Linked DNA regions of Homo sapiens: region 1 is linked to region 2. A link is a loop called in an ENCODE intact Hi-C map of the cell type or tissue named here. Cell type or tissue: MCF 10A. All regions are shown on one strand. Links, peaks and the distances in the headings refer to the core of each region. The heading gives the core; the rest is flanking DNA.

What was found. Hi-C counts contacts between places; a loop is a spot of excess contacts. Peaks named below come from ENCODE experiments on the same cell type or tissue, not always from the same donor. Only the 100,000 strongest peaks of a DNase experiment are listed, where the experiment ranks them.
Region 1: it touches region 2 in a loop (16-fold over the local background); 80 of 110 quality-filtered maps call a loop at or near these places.

What each region holds. Positions count from the first base shown.
Region 1 is chr2:191,153,382-191,158,766 of GRCh38, forward strand. No RefSeq gene overlaps it. Among named protein-coding and RNA genes, the nearest start is that of STAT4, 5.1 kb to the left of the region's middle. In MCF 10A, for the core only: a CTCF peak has its summit at 2,427 (motif pointing left); a DNase peak (open chromatin) is centred at 2,430.
Region 2 is chr2:191,049,435-191,054,819 of GRCh38, forward strand. It overlaps STAT4 (signal transducer and activator of transcription 4), which reads right to left. Exons shown (of 24, transcript NM_003151.4): 14 at 5,056-5,100. Among named protein-coding and RNA genes, the nearest start is that of STAT4-AS1, 31 kb to the left of the region's middle. In MCF 10A, for the core only: a CTCF peak has its summit at 2,939 (motif pointing right); DNase peaks (open chromatin) are centred at 887, 1,387 and 2,907.

The DNA of each region.
Region 1 (5,385 bases), core at 137-5,136, 100 kb after region 2:
TAAACATGTTTTAAGAAAAACAAATATATCTTCCAACATGAAAAACGTAATGAGAAGAGTGGCATTTTAAAAATCTCTTTAATGTCTGGTTTGAGAGAAGACAGCTGGATTCTCATATCTGTTTCTGCATTTAATCTGCTGCAAAGTATTATTTTGGTTGACATATTTGAAGAAAGTATGGACTCACACATTTATGTAGTTGGAAAAGGGGAGTATTATAATGACCTTTTCAAATAATTATTCTTCTTTGATACCACATCAAAACTCAATGAGTGGTAGTTTCTGAAGGGCTAGTTGCATTGTGAAATCTGAAACCTTATCAACATATACTTTATGTATACTTTATGTAAACATATACTTTATGTATACTGTTACATTCAAATCTTTTGTTGTATATATTTTGAATGAAACTATTACCCACAAATTATTTTGCAATGTCAGACACTGGTCATTTAAAAAACATTGGTCCACTGAAGTATGCAGATTTTCTAAATGCTGCCTACTTCATCATACAATGAATACAACATTTCATCATACAGTGTTCAGAAATTCATGTCAGGTAATATCAATGTTGATCTCATCATGTAAGTATTTTAAATACTGGGAAGCAGTCAAGCTCAAATTCTAATTTTTGCTTGAAAGCTCAGTTTTATTATTGGCAGCAGATACTACCAGTTGTTTTCCTTAAAGTGACAGGCTCGTCTTGGCAACTCAAACAATCACGCAAGTGCTTTTCCTCGAGATGACCATCATCCTTTAATATGTGCCTTTTCCATTTCATCACAAAGAATATTAAAAAGACGTGTACTTAAGGTCTGAGATTTAATAAAATTAATAATTTTTACTGCTTCATCAAAAACATTCTTAAGTCAAACTGGCATTTTATTGTAAGTGCATGGTGGTGAAATATACAACTGCTAGTATAATTTGGCACCACTTCCTTGCTTTGTGCTAAGGCCCCAACAGTTTCACCCACCTTTGCTTTGGTACCATTGGTGCAAATGTCAGCAGGGTGAAAAGACAAAACTGTATTAGTATTATTATAAAAATAGTTTAACCTTGCAGATGCTCTAAAAAGATCTCGGGGACCACTCCCAGGGATCTGCAGGTAACACTTAGAGAACCTCTGCTCTATTTGCCATATGCTGCCAACTGTAACTCGTTTATCCAGAGATGTCTATCATGAGGGACTCTCTGCCCAAATACGCACTTTTTTCTTGGTTAAATCTTCTGCCTTGAACCTCTGTCTTCCTTCTGTATTTCATGAGTGGAGGAAGACATCTAAGAAAGGGCGCTTCTATGTCCAATTTGTTTCTCTTTTTTAGAATCAAAACTAAATAAGCAGGTCTGCAGTTTCTTGACCCTACACTGGCCCTGGCCTTGTCAGTCCCTCAGAGACAAAGACATAAAAAAATTCGAAGTAAAATGAAGAACAAACCAAATGCTAAAATGAAACCCCTGGAAGGTTTTCCAAATTCAAAGGCCCCCACAGATTCCTGTCTCCTTTCTCAAACAGCCACCCAGTTGCCCTGGTGATAAGCCCTATATCTAATTTTTTGCTGCATCATGCTAAGAAGAAAATCCCAGATTAAAGACTTTCAGAAAAGTAGCTTCTAGTTCTGGTGTGTCAATTTCTAGTGGCACAAAGTTATATAAGTTACCTAACTTCTCTAACCCCAAAACTCCCTGTCTATAAAAGTGGGGATATTATGTCCCACCTGAAATTGCTGGGAAAAGTCAAAGATATAATGTAAGAAATGGGATCAGGTTAAATGCTGAATCAATAGCTGTTAATAATAGAATAATAAACAAGTTATGGGTAACTTTGGCACTCACCAGGTTAACCCTCCAGCTTCCCTGCCACCTTGCTGTACAGAGCGGAAATGGAGATGAAGAGAGTCTGGGTGGGATAGGCAGGTTCACAGTTGTAAATAGAAGATAGGGTGGATTCAAAATCGGTTCTGATTGTGCTTTTCCCACTCTGCCCAGTGGAGCTGCTTTTGTGGGAAACAGAGAGAGGAAGAGAGAGGATATCACTCTTGCCGCTGTAAGGGAGGTAAACCAGCTCCACCTTCTCCCAATTTTTGTACAAAGAATATAAACATTTGCTAGTTTCAGTTTTGTGATATCACCATACTTCTCCTCTCCCCTCTTAAGTGTTCTGAGGAAACTGGGGTGAGCTGGAGTTGGAGGTTGGACAGACAATATGTACACGCAGAAAGATGCGTTGAGTTCCCTGGTTGCATATGCTAGTACCACATGAGTGGGACAGCAAGGATTATTGGGATAAGATGGCCTGGTGTGAATCTCATCGACTCATCTGTGTGCAGGTTGCTCTAGCTCCATCAGAACAGGAACATTGTCTTGTAAAAGGGTTTAATATCAATCTTGCTAATTTTCTGAAGTCCAGTTCCCATTGACTCTGCTCCCTCTACTGCCATCTCAGAAGCATTGCAATTTACAAATCATAGTCATATACCTCCATGCCAGACATAGTGCCAAGAACTTCAAATGCATTGTTTTAGTTAATCCTCACAGCACTCCATAGGATTAAATATCATGATTATCTCCAATTGGCAGATAAGGGGACAGAGGTTTAGTGAGCTTTAGTGAGGCTTATCAGAGGTAAGGACAGATTTGGGATTCAAACTAAGGACTGTCTGAGCTCCAGAAACAAAGCCCATAACCATTCTGCTTTACTAAAAATCTTATCTGCTCTTATGAGAAAAGCAATAACTTGCTCAGAGAGCTATAGAGGAAATAAGTTTGATGACTTAAACATGAATTCCAAAAAAGAGAGGATCATTGCATAGTCCAATCTTTTGGCTTCCCTGGGCCACATTGAAAGAATTGTCTTGGGCCACACATAAAACACACTAACGCTAACAATAGCTGATGAGCTTTAAAACAATCTCATAACGTTTTAAGAAGTTTAAGAGTTTGTGTTGGGCCGCACTCAAAGCTGTCCTGGGCCATATGCAGCCCATGGGCTGGACACACTTTGTCTACAGTTTTCTTTTCTTGTAATGTCTTCTGGAAGCTTGGGTAGAATTGGTATTATTTCTTCCTTAAATGTTTGAAAAAAAAATCACCAGTGAAGTAATCTCTGACTGGAGTTTTTTTCTGGTGGGAAATTTTTAAACTACAAATTCAATTTATTAGATCTAGGACTACTTAGGTTACCTATTTTCTCTTGAGTGAGCTTTGCCAGTTTCTGTCTTTCAAAGAATTTATATATTTCATCTAAGCTGTTATTATATACATAAAGTTGTTTATAATATTCCCTTTTAGCAAGTTATTCTTTTAATTCCCTTTTATCCCAGTTATTCTTTTAATAGCTGGAAAATCTGTAATAATCTTACCTCTCTCCACTCTGATATTGGTAGTTTGTGTCTTCTTTTTCCCCCCCCAGGACAGTTTTACTAAAAGTTTATCAATTTTATTTATATTCTCAAAGAACAAACTTTTGGTTTCATGGATTTTTTTCTATTGTGTTTCTGCCTTCTGTTTCATTGACTTCTACTCTTCGTTTCCTTTTATTTACTTCTGTTTCAGTTTGCTTTCTTTCTCATATATATATATATTTTTTTTTGAGACAGAGTCTCGCTTTGTCACCCAGGCTGGAGTGCAGTGGCACAATCTCGGCTCACTGCAACCTCTGCCTCCCGGTTTCAAGTGATTCTCCTGCCTCAGCCTCTGAGTAGCTGGGATTACAGGCACGCACCACCACGCCCAGTTAATTTTTGTATTTTTAGTAGAGACAGGGTTTCACCATGTTGGCCAGGCTGGTCTGGAATGCCTGACTTCGTGATCTGCCTGCCTCGGCCTCCCAAAGTGCTGAGATTACAGGTCTTATATATTTTAAGGCAGAAACTTAGGTCATTGATTGGATCTTTCTTCTTTCCTGATATAAGCATCTGCATATTTCTTCCTTTCCATTGCTTAAACTACATCAAACAAATTTTGATATGCTGTATTTTAATTTTCATTTATTCTACTTAAAATTTCCCTTGTGATTTCTTCTTTGATTTATGTTTGGGTTTTAATTAATTAATTAATTAATTAGAATTGTGACTTTTGTTTTCCAAACATTTGGATCATTTTCCAATATTTTCCTCATATCCATTTTTAATTTAATTCCATTGTGGTTAGATAACATACTTTTTTGTTATTTGAATTATTTAAAATTTATTGAGTCTTGATCTATGGCTGAGAATGTTTTGGTCGATGTTTAAGACACTTAAAAGAATGTCTTCTCTGCTCCTGTTGGGTGAAGAGTTTTTGCAATCTCAGTGAGGTCAAGTTGGTTGATAGTATTATCCAAGTCTTCTATATCATTCCTGATTTTCTTCCCATTTATTCAATCTATTATCAGAGGAATATTTAAATCTTCAGCTATAATCCTGGATTTGTCTGTCTTCTTTCAGTTCTTTCACATTTCATTGCATGTATTTTGAAGCTCTGTTATTAGATGCATAAACATTTATAATTGTTTTGTCCTTTTGATGATTTTCCTTTTATTTTTATGAAATGACCCTTGTTATCTCTGTTAATATTTTTGGCTCTGAAGTCTACTTTGTTTTATATTTATATAGCCACTGCAGGTGTCTATGATTAGTGTGAGCATGATATATCATTTTCCCAATATTTTACTTTTTACTTATTTATTTATATTTGAAATGTGTTTCTTGTCTGTAGTATATAATTGGGTCTTGCTTTTTTATCCAATTTAACAATTTCTAATTTCTGCTTTCATCAAGTATAAAGAGCTTTTTCCACTCTGGCTGTTGAGAATATAAATTATGCCTAGCCTTGTGTGAGCTCCAGAAATTTTTCCACCTGCTCCTCTTTAGTGAGTCCTCCCCACATCTTTGAGTAGTTCCTTTGCAAACATGGACTATTCAGTACTCAGCTGAAGAATCAAGGGGAGCCCTTTGCAGTCTTCTTCCTGGTACTCTGCCCCGTAAATTCTGACCAAACTCTCAACTCTGCCTCTTCAACTCTGAGAGAATGCCAGGCTCTATTTGAGCTTCCTCTTTCTGTGCTGGAGCTTGGAAACTTTCTCCAGAAAGTAAGCTATGAGAATCATAAAGATTGCCTCATTTGTTCACTTCTCTTGCACTGCCTATTTGTCAATTTCTGAAAAATCATTGTTTCACGGTTTTTGTTTGTTTGCTTAGCTGTGTGTTTAACATGAGCAGGTAATCCACTAGGGAAGGGTTGCCAGATTTAGCAAAACAAAATAAGACTGCCAGTTAAATTTGAATGTCAGACCAATAACGAATAATTTTTTCAGTCTATATATGACCTGCATTTATAGTATAAGTATGTTTGAAATTCAAATTTCAGTGGGCTTCCAGGATTTTTATCTGGAAACCCTAATCC
Region 2 (5,385 bases), core at 324-5,323:
CAAAGTGCTGGGATTACAGGCGTGAGCCACCATGCCTGGCCAACAAATGGTAATAGCTTTTAACTTGACAGAAACCTCTGCTAAGAAAAATATGACTGGGATATAGGGTGATTTTCATCCAAATTTCTTGGTCATCTCTTAACAATCCATAATTTATTGTAATGTCCCCCATGGAAAACTATGTGGAATAGAAACAATTAAAATAACCCTTTCATTTAGTGAATATTTATTGAGCATCTATTATGTGCTAGACAGTGGGTTAGATCCTGGGAAACAATAAGAAGAGAGGGAAACAGTGGTCTAATCACATGAGAGATAGCCTTTAATCACAGAATCACAGAATCAGAAGAGAGGAATGTAAAATGACAGCACTGCTTAGCTCATAAAGCCCTCTGCTGCATTCTACAAAGTCTAAGGTTTTAGTAATATTTTTGTACAATTTCTCCCTCAAAAAAGTGTTGCAACTCTTTAAATTAGTTCAGCGAGAAATCAACTTGCTGTGCAAATGCTTGGGCTAGCTGGGGTGTGAGTAGCGCGTCTGTGTTTGAGAACACTGAACCTTGAAAGAACATCTGTTTGGCTATTTTGTTAAATGAAACTCAAGTCACCCAGGCTTTACTAATAGCTTCATTGTGCTTCATGACTTTCCACCACATAAACAAAATTACCTAACACCTCAGTCTGTGGCTAAAACTGTCATTTATCAGTTAAAGCCCACTGACAAAGAGCAAACTGGAGAAACTGCAATTCCAGCTTCTCTATTCAAACAGTTTTCACATTTCAATAATCACTCTCTAGCTGGCTCCCTGCTAGATAAGTACCTCCAGGGAAAGGTTGCTTCCTGGGAATGTTTATTTTACAGGAACAGATTGATGGCCTCAAAGTCTGGCCACTTTCTAGGTGATGAAATTGTTTATTCACATTGACTCTTCCCAGGAGAGAATAGAGTGGAGAGAAAGGCAGTGATTGCTAAAGTTGATTTTATGATAGCGTGTCTACAGATTCCTCAAGGAATGTTGTGAAATTCCAAAGCAAATTCTTAAAGTTAAATTCATTTTTAAAAATCTAAAGCTCCTACCCTATGTTGCACTTCTGAGGATTAAAGAATCTTAGTCAAAGGGACTTCAGAGATTGTCTAGTCCAATGAGTCCAAATGTTTTTTTTTTTTGACCTTGGTACATATTCTTGAAAGTAAACTTCCCACCAGAGTTTCCATCTGTAAATATATAAAATAAAGCTGCCTTGATAGAAACAGGCATGAGGGAGCCAGAGCTCCACATTTCCCCAACCCCCAGGGCAAATGGGGTTCCTGAGGTACCTCTTTGGCATCTCTGGGTTTTCTGGGAAGAAAATGGGTCTTGTGCAACTTCTTCCTTTCACCCAATCCTAAAGCCAGGAGCCCCTGTACGTCCTGACAGCTCAGCTCTTCTTGGGTAATCTCAAACAGTCACAGGGTGCTGCAAATCTAGGGAGGTCTGGAATGGCAACTTAGTGAAACTATCATTTATGACATCTTTGTCCATTGTCAATCATTTAATAACTATCTGATACAAAGTCTTACAACCAAAAAGTAGAATGGAGCGACCCAAAATTGTGTGTGTGCGTGTGGGTGTGTGTGTGATGGAGGTGAAGAGCATTGGAGTGGTAGCAGGAATTCCAGACATGAAATCCCATAAAGGGGCATACACAAATGGTGACCTGAGGTTTCAAGGAACTGGAGCTGGAAGAGGGAAGTGCCAGGGTCCCCTGAAAGGGACCACATCTCCAGCAGAGCACTTGACAGGTGAGCAGAGAAGGAGAAAGATCAGCAGTTGTCTGAAGTTAGGTATCACGTTTTAGAGCCCAGTTTTCCCATCTGTGTAGACACCTGCTCCCTCGAGAGGAGGCTGATCTGTAAATGCCATCACCAACATCTACACAGCCCACCACCACTGACTCACACACAGCTCATTCAGTCCTCACAACAACCCTTAGAAGTGTAGGTTAACATTAGCACCATTTTGTAGATAAGGAAATTGGGAGTTAGAGAGGCTAAGTGGCTTGTGCAAGCTCAGATTGCCTGAAGAGGCAAAAACCAACACTGCTAACTCCACTATGCCACTGAGGCACGACACAAGTGCAAAAGGAGACACAGTAGACAAGAGAGGTCAACAACATTTTCTGAGGAAGCATTATTTTAAATTATGGTGTGAGACAGACATGATTTCGGAGCAGGTGGGTGAGGTGCAGACACTCTGTGAGATAGATGGGGTGAGGTGACGGGGCAGTAGGAGTGCCAACCAGCTCGCCTCTCCCAGGGAAGGTTCTGCGACCCAGAGGCAGCATAGCAGAGGGGCCAGGAGCAGGGACACGGGATCAGACTGCCACGGTTTTATCTTGGCCCTGCCATCAACTGCCCCCACTATCTTGAGTAAGCTGTGTGACCACTCTGTGCCTCAGTTTCCATAACTGAAATAAGTATGAAGCTAATAGTACCTACTTCACAGTCTTGTTGCAAGAGTTACAGAAATCAGTATTAGTGAAGCTCTTAGTGTCCAGTATATAGTAAATGCCACACGAGGATTGTTGAAGACATTCTTAGCAGGCTACAGGTGCTCACAGATAAGCAATAGCAACTTTTTGAAACTTGAAAACGAGGTTACGATATTCTAGCTTCCTGTTTTCCTGTAATTTGTGACCACAATCCCTGGCCTCATGACTTTATGAACTTCACTTTATTGCCCGTTCTTTCCTCACTCTTTCCTAACCTTTGTGTGATCATCCCTACTGAATGGCCAAGCCCCTGATTCCCGGTTTATCTTCCTTCATGTACTTCATGACTAGTCAACTGTTACTGCTGCACACAAGACACGGTTCAATCTGTGGTTTGTTTTTAAATGTACCTAGGAGTCATACTAAAATTCTGCCAACAGGTGGAGCTCAAAGAATAGCTTAAAATAAAATTAACCCGATTCGGCAAACCTGGAAAAAAAGGGAAGAAATAAAATCATTCTGATACGACTGTATGATTTTGCTATTCATCAGAAAATAAGAGGAAATAAATTGAAGGCAATATAAGTAGACAGTGTTAATAACACAGTGGTTGGTTTTTCTACAGTGGAAGATGATTTACCTAGATTTCCGTCTCTAGGGAAATTCAAGTGAAGATTTTCATTTTACATTCATAAAGATGACAATATACTACAAGAGTTGAGCTATTTGGATTTATTTGATTTGCTTTACTTAAGACAAGTTCAGGATAATGATGCTTAGTCTGTTCAGATTCATAAATAATACTCAAGATGTCAAACTGAATGAAATGTTGCAACTCTAGCCAGAATTCCAAGGAGATGTGTGAAATGAGCTTTTATTTAAAATGTGCCAATGTTTAACTAGGAAGTTTAGAAAACCTTTATGGGTTTCTATAAGCTGGGAAGAATATCTTCCACTCAATCGTTTTACTAGAATCTCCTTAAACCCCAAAACTCTGCTCCTGTGATTTCTTTGACTGCAGAGACCTGCTTAGGGAGCTGTGCCCTGAGCAGCGATTCTACCCTGGAAGACTGAGCTCATCTTTGGTGAGGCTATGATGTTTGGCAAATGATCTTTAAGACACAATTAAGGGAATGAAGAATTCTTGGAGGGCAAAATGGTAGGGCATTAAATCTTTTGTGATGGATCTTTATGGTTTTGTGAGGTGTGATAAATTGGATGTCATTGGATGCTGGATTTATAAAGTGCTTTTCCTCCAAACAATTCAAAGATCTTTTTCATGGGAGCTGTGACTATAAAGCCAAGAGTTTGGATCCATATGAACCACCCCAGAAATAAACCTCACTGCTTCAAAACTGCATCACGTAGGTGGTTTTACACCTGCAGCACCTCTGAGCACGGGCTGTTGAGCATGACTATCCTGCTCTCTTAGAGGAAAAAAATGCAGTATTTCCTCATCAGTTCATTTGCCAAACGTCACATTTTCAGGCCCTGGCAGAGCATGTACTCAAACCCAGGTTTTCTAGTTCCAAATATATAGGTCATTGACTTATGCCTTAGTTTCGAGGTCAGCTCAATAGATGTTCTCCAAGGTCATGTCCAGTTCATGATTTGACTACTCTATCATCAACTCAACGGAGTACTCAGACTGCATCAGTTTGTTCTTTCATTCAATTTGTCTAGTGAAATGCAAACATTAGAGAGCGAGGTAATTGATATCTCAAAATAATAGGGTTGTTTTTTACCCCACATATCATAATTTTTCAGCCTGACTTCATATATGTGAGAAAATGAGTGAACAAAAATGAAGAATGACAAAGATATTTCTTGATAATGGACTGACTAAAGAAACTATGGCACACCTATAAAATGTAATGTAATGCAAGCAATGTAAATCATGTTCTCCAAGAGTATTTAAAATTATGGAAAACTGTTCTCCGGGCTGGGCACGGTGGCTCACGCCTATAATCCCAGCATTTTGGGAGACAAGGTGGGTGGATCACTTGAGCCAAGGGGTTCAAGACCAGCCTGGGAAACATGGTGGGACTCTGTCTCTACGAAAAATACAAAAACTAGCCAGGTATGGTGGCACATGCCTATAGTCCCAGCTACTTGCAAGGCTGAGGTGGGAGGTTCACTTGAGCCTGGGAGGCGAAAGCTGCAGTGAACCAAGATCTCACCGCTGCACTCCAGCCTGGGCAACAGAGTGAGACCCTTCTCAAAAAAAAAAAAAAAAAGAAAGAAAAAAAAGATACATTGCTATGTGAAAAAAGCAGGCTATGAAGCAATGAGTATCATATATTTTTAAAGTAATATATAGATAAATAAAAGACTGGAATGATGTATACCAAGATGTTAATAGTTATTTTCTTTGGAGGGTGTTGATAACATATAATATGTTATTTTCATTTTCTCTTTTTGAAAAACTTCCTCATATTGTCTGCAATTATCAAGCTTTACATCTATAATGAGAAAAACATGAATTTGATTTTATATGAAGTCAAGCAGTTTAAAAGCTTTGTAAAAATAAGATATTATAAGATCTGTTTCCAGAAAAATTCTATAGGAGAAAACATTTCCTACCTCATTTCCTTTACCTCCAGCACTGGACTTCATTTCCTTTGGTTGCTTTGTAAAAGAAAACAACAATATTTAGATGGAAAAGCATTATCAGCTACATATTAAGTTGGTCGTACCTGTTGCGGTCATTTTCTTGGCCACAGTTTTGACTTCTAGAACAGCAACATATTTTCAAACTCATTGAAACCTGACACAACTGCCCAGATTTGACAGAGAGGAGTTTCCTGTCTCACCCCATGGGATGCCACTTTAGAAACTTGGAGTTGGCATATCACTAAGACTTTAGCTTTCAGTCAACATTTTCGAAAAAGGAAATCATGCTGGGAACTTTCA